Linked DNA regions of Homo sapiens: region 2 is linked to region 1. Evidence: read pairs that join two places in POLR2A ChIA-PET (ENCODE). Cell type or tissue: Panc1. All regions are shown on one strand. Region 1 overlaps NAP1L1 (nucleosome assembly protein 1 like 1). Region 2 overlaps LOC105369844 (a long non-coding RNA gene).

Region 1 (4,000 bases):
TTCCAAGAAGGTACTAACAAACCGAGAAAGCAATGTGAGATATGGCAAACAACAAACCCAAGAGGAGAAACAAGGTGAAACCTCAGGAAGATAGTAAAATAGATCCAATGACAGCCATGTCACCAAGGTTAAGCAATCCAAATTAGAGGTGTGACACAGGAGACAATCACTTTGGGAACCATTATTATTAAAAATGCCGTTTCCACTCTTCTCGTTTTTTTTAATGCTGAAGACAGAATGCATAAGTCACTCATCTGTTTTTTTTTAATGCTGAAGATAAAATGCGTAAGAGTGGCCCAAATTCTTATTTGTACTTCTATGTGTTGATCTTGTACTGAAGTTTCCAGCCCTCCCACTATCATTCGCTGATGCCTACAACAGCTATGGAAAATAATTTAGCATCCCCTCACTCCCAAGTGCTCTATTTTAACACGGGCTACTGTAAAATTACACGCAACAAACACTGTGTACCTCATCCCATTCTTCCTGACCCTGTTTCTATAAAACATCCATCCACATTAGAATCCTGCCACATGCCAACTTGATTAAACCTATACTTCCCAGGACACATGACCTTGCCCAATACTTCTCCACAATAAGTCTTTTATAAAGCCTCACAAAACTTGAGGCCAGACTATGACCCAGATAGTCTTTCTTCCTTGTTATCCTATCTTATAGCCTTCAATTAACAGTGGCAAAGTGGCAATGTTGCTTTACATAGCTAACTTTGTGATCACTATTCAGATTTTCAAAATTAAACACTGATTATTTATAGGTGGTAAAGCTCTGAAGGAAAGCAAAGAAAAGAATTAGCAAAAGCCAGGATAGCACTTACATGTCTGCAAGGGAAAGGTGCAATTGAGAAGGGGCACACAAGGCTTCTGATAGTAATGTTCTATTTTTAACTTGTCTGAATATTCCTTAAGCTCTATATATAAATACATTTTATACACATTTTGGGTGTTTGGTACATTACAATGCAAGCAGTAAATCTTTGGGAAATATATACAATAAAAATGAATTCTGCAAGTATTTATAATCCATTATCATGCTCAGCATTTTCTTAAAAATAGTGACAAATGGTTTAGTATATACGATGGTTTCGAATATATGATCATAAATATGCTAATGATCATATATTCTATATTTTACCTTGAATACACTGCACTAGACTTTTGTAAAAGTAGGTACTAAGCATTAGTAACTACATTTTCATAATATATAATTCATACTACTTGCTGTTAAGAACAGAGTACAAAGTGATGCCAAATCTCTGAAAAAGAACCAACTCTCTGCCACTTACTTGTCAATGTCTGCCATGTTGTAAGAACTCCAAATATCTATGGAGAGAAACATCAATGTTAAAAAAAAAGTATATGATTTATTAAAAAAAAATAAGAAACCAAAACCCTTTAAATCAATACCATACTGAAAACTATCCCAAGAAATGTCTATTTCCTTTAAAATACTATCAGTGTTAAGAAGAAAAAACTCATGGAACATGCAAATTCTTCCTTACTAGTACCAAAAATAATTTTTCAGAGGATATTACTTAAAACAAAAAAGTTACCACTAAGCTTTTAGAATCTGTTGTATAAAGACTATGATAATAGCACCATTGGTTAAAAACAAAACTAACATTTGCTAGAATCATAGGAAAGGAACAGTACAAAAGGATCTTCATTCAAATTCTTTCAACAATCAAGAAAGGTCAATTTCTGCTTAAATTTTTAGACTACGTAGCATCTTAAATCCATTTATCCATTTCGTATTTAGCAATATTCATTTTATGTAATTCATGTTTAAGAAAACCAAAATCTGATGCCTACTGTACTCACTATGCCCTCTGGATATCTTTTTAAAAGACTTAATCCCTGGATCAAATAGCCATTTAGACTATTTCAAAAGCTCTAGGTCCCAATCTTAATGTTAGGTAAGCCTTCCCTATCTCTCCAAATGTACATGTACCTCATGTTAGATAACTGACAACCACCAACCTCCAGCTTCCCCTAGATATGCTAGGGACATTGTCAAGACTTGTGGTTACCAGACCTGAGTAAGTTTACTGTTAAGACTCACCAGAGGATATCCTAAGTTCCTTCTCACTAAAAGATTAGTATGAACCTGGAGAATACTGCTTTTGGAAAAACAAATCTTAAAGCAGATGTGTTATATCCAGGCAGAAAAAAATGGTAGAATGCCACAGGTAATCTACAGATTACCAAAAAAAACTAAACCAAGTTTAGATAGAATCCATGTTAAAATCAAGTTTATCTTAGCCAGGCACAGTGGCACGAGCCTGTAATCCCAGCTGCCCAAGAGCCTGTAATCCCAGCTGCCCAAGAGACAGGAAGATCTTTTGAGCACAGGAGTTCAAGGCCTGCCTGGGAAATACAGCAAGACCCTGTCTCTAAAAAAATTATGAATAAATAGAATCAAGTTATCTGGTAAAAATTAAAATCTTAATACATATTTAATTCACAAAATCCTGCATGTGTTTACTTTCATAGCAACGTATTATGCCTATGAACAAAGAGTTAAAAATGGAAAACATCCTGATTTTAGCAGTTAAGTGCTAATATTTGGGGGAAACATTATTACTGACCTAGTATCTATCCTTTAGAGTAATTATAAAGAAAATTATTCTTCCTAATGTATCTAACTCTGTAAATATTTTGTATTTGTTATAAATAATTCCTAATAGTACTGATGAATTTTTCTAGTGATGCTGGGTAATGAGTCAGCATTTACAAAGTGTTTAGCAATTATGAATATTAATCAAAAATAAGAAAAATACTGAACTCTGACATCAAAGAAATCCAAGTAGGATTCCAGTTTGTCTACCACATCATCAATAACTTCTTTTTAATACAGGGAAACCTGTAGTGCACATGCATCCTTATTTCCAGCTAGTGTTCCCGTATCTTTTCTGGAGAGCAACCTGACAATAGGAATATCAAAAGCCTTAAACATGTCCATCTCAGCCAGGCACCATGGCTCACACCTGCAATCCCAGCACTTTGGGAGGCCGAAGCAGAAGGACCGCTTGAGGCCAGGAGTTCAAGACAAGCCTTGGCAACACAATGAGACACTGTCTCTTAAAAACATAAAAATTAAAAAAACAAAATATGTCCATCTCCAGATTTATTCACTTATGAGCTCTACCATGAAAAAATTATAAAGAATCTAATGCCTTTGCTTTCCATGTTCACCTAGAAGGTTCTTCCACAGCTCTGAACAAGTCCTGCACATCCTTTGGCTCTCATTTCAAAGTTTCACTCCCCAGAGATGCTTTCTCCAACCTGCACATTCCGGTTAAGTAAGATTTCTTGGTTGTACACACACTCCTATAAAGCTTTCTTTTCTTTCCACCATAAGATGTCTCAGTCTGTAATTATAAATTAGTTTGACCTATGGTCTGTCTCTCCCAACTGACAAAATTCATGATTACAGGAATTAAATCTGATCTTGACAATCATAGCGTTGTCTTCTTTGGGGTAGCACACAAAGCTTATTATAAACTTAGTACTATAATGGAATATGCAAAAATGGAATGCTTTGCAGTCACAAATGAAACAGATCTGAGTTGATATGAAGGAACACTAAAGCAAGGTATAGGATGTATGCCGAAATCCCCTTTGGATATGGAAATATATATATATATATATATATATATATATATATATATATATATCTCCACTCATATACGCACATACTTTAATACAAATAAACCCTTTCTGAAAACAAACACCAAAAACCTAACCAGAGTAACCTAATGAGAAAGAAGGGACTGGGGGTAATGAGAACTAATTTCCCATTCACCATTACAGTCATGTGTGGATTATATGTTCTGAGAAATGTGTCTCTGGGTGATTGTATTGTTGTTCAAACATCAGAGTATACTTACACAAACCTAGATGGTATAGCCTACTACGCACCTAGGCTATGATATAGACTATTGCTCCCAGGCTACACACCTATACAGCATGTGACTGTATTG
Region 2 (4,000 bases), 280 kb before region 1:
CTTAAAAAAAAAAAAGATGGCTCAGATCAGCCATCACCTTTTATACTAAAAACTGTGATTTCCAGGATATCAGTGGGAATGGTAGAAAGAAGATCTCCAAAAATCTGTTCCTCTATAAAATCAATGAAAATATGGGTAAATTTCATGAAAATCAACTTCTTTCAGAACTCTGGAAATTAACAAAAGGCTTACAACTATCTGAGAAAGATTTATTCAATATAAATGGCTGAATCATAATAAGCACAGCAAGATTTTAGGAGATTTAACTTGCGCTTTTCCCATTCTACCTTCCACAGCTCTGAAATAGCCTTGGAAACAGATAGGCTCACCACATCGGTAGCCATGAAAAACAGCTAAAACTAGAACTAGGCAGAAGACCAACAAGAAAATGGATAGAAAACATTGACAACATTATAAGCCTACTAGATCTAACAGACATCTACAGAGCACTCCATCAAACAACAGCAGAATACACATTCTTTTCAAGTGCACATGGAACACTCTCCAGGGCAGACAATGTGTTAGACCTAAAATGAGTCTCAATACATTTAAAAAGATTGAAATCATGCAAAATATGTTCTCTAACCACAAGGGAATAAAACTAGAAATCAGTAACAGAAGGAAATTTGAGAAATACACAAATATGTGAAAATTAAACAATATATTCCGAACTAATAAAACAGAAATCAGAAGGAAATTTTAAAATATTTTGAAACGAATGAAATGAGAGCACCACATGCCAAAACTTGTGGAATATAGCTAAAGCAGTGCTTAGAAGGAAATTTATACCTGTAAATGCCAATTTTTAAAAGGAAGATATCAAATTAATAACCTAAGCCTCCATCTTAAGACCTCCCACCTAGAAAAAAAAAAAAAAAGAGCAAATTAAGCCCCAATCCAGCAGAAGGAAAGAAATAGTAGAGATTGGAGTAGAAATAAATGCTACAGAGAATTAAAAAAAAAACAGAGAATATTGATGAAACCAAAAGTTAGTCTTTGAAAACAGCAAAACTGACAAATCTTTATTTAGCTAGACTGACCAAGAAAAAAGAAACACTCAAAGGTTTAGAGGGTTTCACTGGAAAATTCTACCAAGTATTTAAAGAAAATCTAACACCAATCCTTCATGAACTCTTCCAAGAAACAAAAGAGGAGGGAACACATTCCAATTCACTCTATGAGGCCAGTATTACCCTGCTACCAGAACTAGAAAAAGATATCATAAGAAAACTACAGACCAATGAATGTACAATGAACAAAATCCTTAACAAAATATTATTAGGTAGCAGCTGAATCCAGCAACATATGAAAGAATTATACACCATGACCAAGTAGGATTTATTTCAGGAATGTGGTTTGATTAACTATGGGGAGAAAAATAAATCATTGTAATATGCCATATTAATGCAATAATGGACAGAAACCACATAATCATATCCAGAGACACAAGGCATTTGATAAAATCTAACACCCTATCATGATGAAAATACTAAACACACTAGGAATAGGAGGGAATTTCCTCCACCTGATAAAGAGCATACATGAAAACGCACAGATGACATCATACTTAATGGTGAAAGACTGAAAACTTTCCCTCTAAAATCAGAAACAAAGGGTAGATGTCTGCTCTCAAAGCTTCTTTCATCACTGTACTGTAGGTTCTAATCAGTACAATCAGGCAAGAAAATAAAAGGCATCCAGATTTAAAGAAAGAAATATCTCTATTCGCAGGTAACATAATCTTATATATACAGTGTACTTAGAAATCCATGAAAAAACCTATTCAAACTAATAGAAGTTCACTAAGATTGCAGGCTATAAAATCAATACACAAAAGCAATTGTATTTCTATATACTAGCAATGAACAATCGAAAAATAAACTAAGGGAAAAATAAATTTATAATAGCATCCAAAAGAATAAAATACCTAAAAATAAATTTTATCCATGTTGTGTAAGACTCATATACTGAAAACTACAAAACAACATTGAAAGAAACTAATGAAGACCTAAAAAAAAAATAGAAAGACATCCATCTTCATGAACTGGAAGACTTCATATTGTTCAGATGGTAATACTATTAATCTATAGATTTAACACAATACCTATGAAAATTCCAGCTGCCATTTTTACAGATATTAACAAACCAATTCTAAAATTTATATGAAAACACAAGCAACCTAGCATAGTCTAAAGAAATCTTGCAAAAGAAGAGTACAGTTAGAAGACTCACACTTTTGGATTTTAAGTTACATAGCTGTAACTTAGCTGTAATCATCAAACTTTTGCTACTGTCATAAAGATAGATATATAGATCAACAGAAAAGAATTGAAAAATCTATAAATAAACCTGTACACTTATGATGAATTGATTTTCAACAGGGGGTTCCAGGATCATTCAATGGGGGAACTAATAGCCTTTTCAACTGCTATTGGAACAGCTGGCAATCCACATGCAAAAGAATGAATTTGGACCCCCAACCTCAAATCATATCCAAAATTAACCCAAAATGGATCAAAGACCTAAATGTAGAAGCTAAAACTACAAAACTCTTGGAAGAAAACATACGTGTAAATCTTCATGGCCTTTTGAGTTCAGCAATGGTTTATTAGATGTAACACCAAAAACATGAGCAACAAGTTAAAAAATAGATAAATTAGACTACATTAAAATTTAAAACTTTCATACTTCAAAGGACACCATCAAGAAAATGAAAACCCACAGAATTGGAGAAAATATTTACAAATCATATATCTGATAAGGACCCATATTCAAAATATGTGACGAACCCTTACAACTCAAGCATAAAAGACAAATAATGAACAACCTAAAAATAAAATTAAGGGAAATTAATCAATTTATAATAGCATCCAAATGAATAAAATACCTAAAAATTTTGAAAAAGAAGAGTGAAATTAGAAGACTCACCCTGCTGAATTTTAAAAGTTTCTACCTAGCTATAATCATCAAAATTTTGTTACTGTCATAAACATAGACATAGGTGAAAAGGATATAATGTTTAAACAAGCAAAGGATATAAAAGGGCATTTCTCCAAAGAGGATATACAAGCGTCCAATAGGCACATGAAAAGATGCTCAACGTTTATCATTAGAGAAATAAAAATCAAAACCATGAGATACTACTTCACACACACTAGAATGGTTAAAGTAAAAAAGCCAGACAATAAGAATTGTTTTCAAGGATATGGAGAAATTTGAACTCTCATACATTACTGGTGGGAATGTAAAATATTTCAGCTGCTTTAGGAAATGGTTTGACAATTCCTCAAAAAGTTTACCAGAGTTACCATGCGTGTAGCAATTCTATTCCTAGGTATATGCCCAAGAGATTTCAAAATATGTTCATAGTAGCATTACTCATAGTAACCAAAAAGTAGAAACTAGAAATCCAGTTTACCAGCATATCACTGCTTAAGAGTCTGGGCTGCCTTTGGAATTAAAGAGAGCTAGCCTTGGGAGGCCAAGGCAGGTGGATCACCTGAGGTCAGGAGTTCTAGAACAGCCTGGCCAACATGGTGAAACCCCGTCTCTACTAAAAATATGAAAATTAGCCAGGCGTGGGGGTGCACACCTATAATCCCAGCTACTCAGGAGGCTGAGGCAGGAGAATCGCTTGAACCCGCGAGGCAGAGACTGCTGTGAGCCGAGACTGTGCCACTGCACTTCAACCTCGGCAACAGAGAGAGACTCATCTCAAAAAAAAAAGAAAAAAAAAGAGAGAGAGAGAGAGAGAAAGAGCTGGATTTCAATCCCATTTCTATTTTTGATGACCTTGAGCAAGTTATTTAACATCTTTAAGCCTGTTTCCTCATCTCTAAAATATGACCCATAACATTACCTACCCTGGAGGATTGTTGTGATGGTTAAATGAGATAATATATGTCATATTCCTAGCATAGTGCCAGGCACATAGTAAGTAAATAAGCAAGATCTTGGGAATTTACTGTCTAGTTAGTAGTTTTCCAAAGCTAATGTGAAG

Evidence for each region. ChIA-PET counts read pairs that join two places held together with the same protein. Peaks named below come from ENCODE experiments on the same cell type or tissue, not always from the same donor. Only the 100,000 strongest peaks of a DNase experiment are listed, where the experiment ranks them.
Region 2: POLR2A ChIA-PET joins it to region 1 with 8 read pairs; 3 of 35 experiments call an interaction of 5 or more read pairs at or near these places.

Annotation. Positions count from the first base shown.
Region 1 is chr12:76,072,900-76,076,899 of GRCh38, forward strand. It overlaps NAP1L1 (nucleosome assembly protein 1 like 1), which reads right to left. Exons shown (of 15, transcript NM_004537.7): 2 at 1,304-1,340. The coding sequence starts at 1,320. Among named protein-coding and RNA genes, the nearest start is that of NAP1L1, 9.8 kb to the right of the region's middle. In Panc1, no CTCF peak of the experiment used is centred here; no DNase peak of the experiment used is centred here.
Region 2 is chr12:75,791,429-75,795,428 of GRCh38, forward strand. All of the region lies in intron 1 of LOC105369844 (a long non-coding RNA gene), which reads right to left. Among named protein-coding and RNA genes, the nearest start is that of PHLDA1-AS1, 240 kb to the right of the region's middle. In Panc1, no CTCF peak of the experiment used is centred here; no DNase peak of the experiment used is centred here; H3K27ac peaks cover 4,000 bases.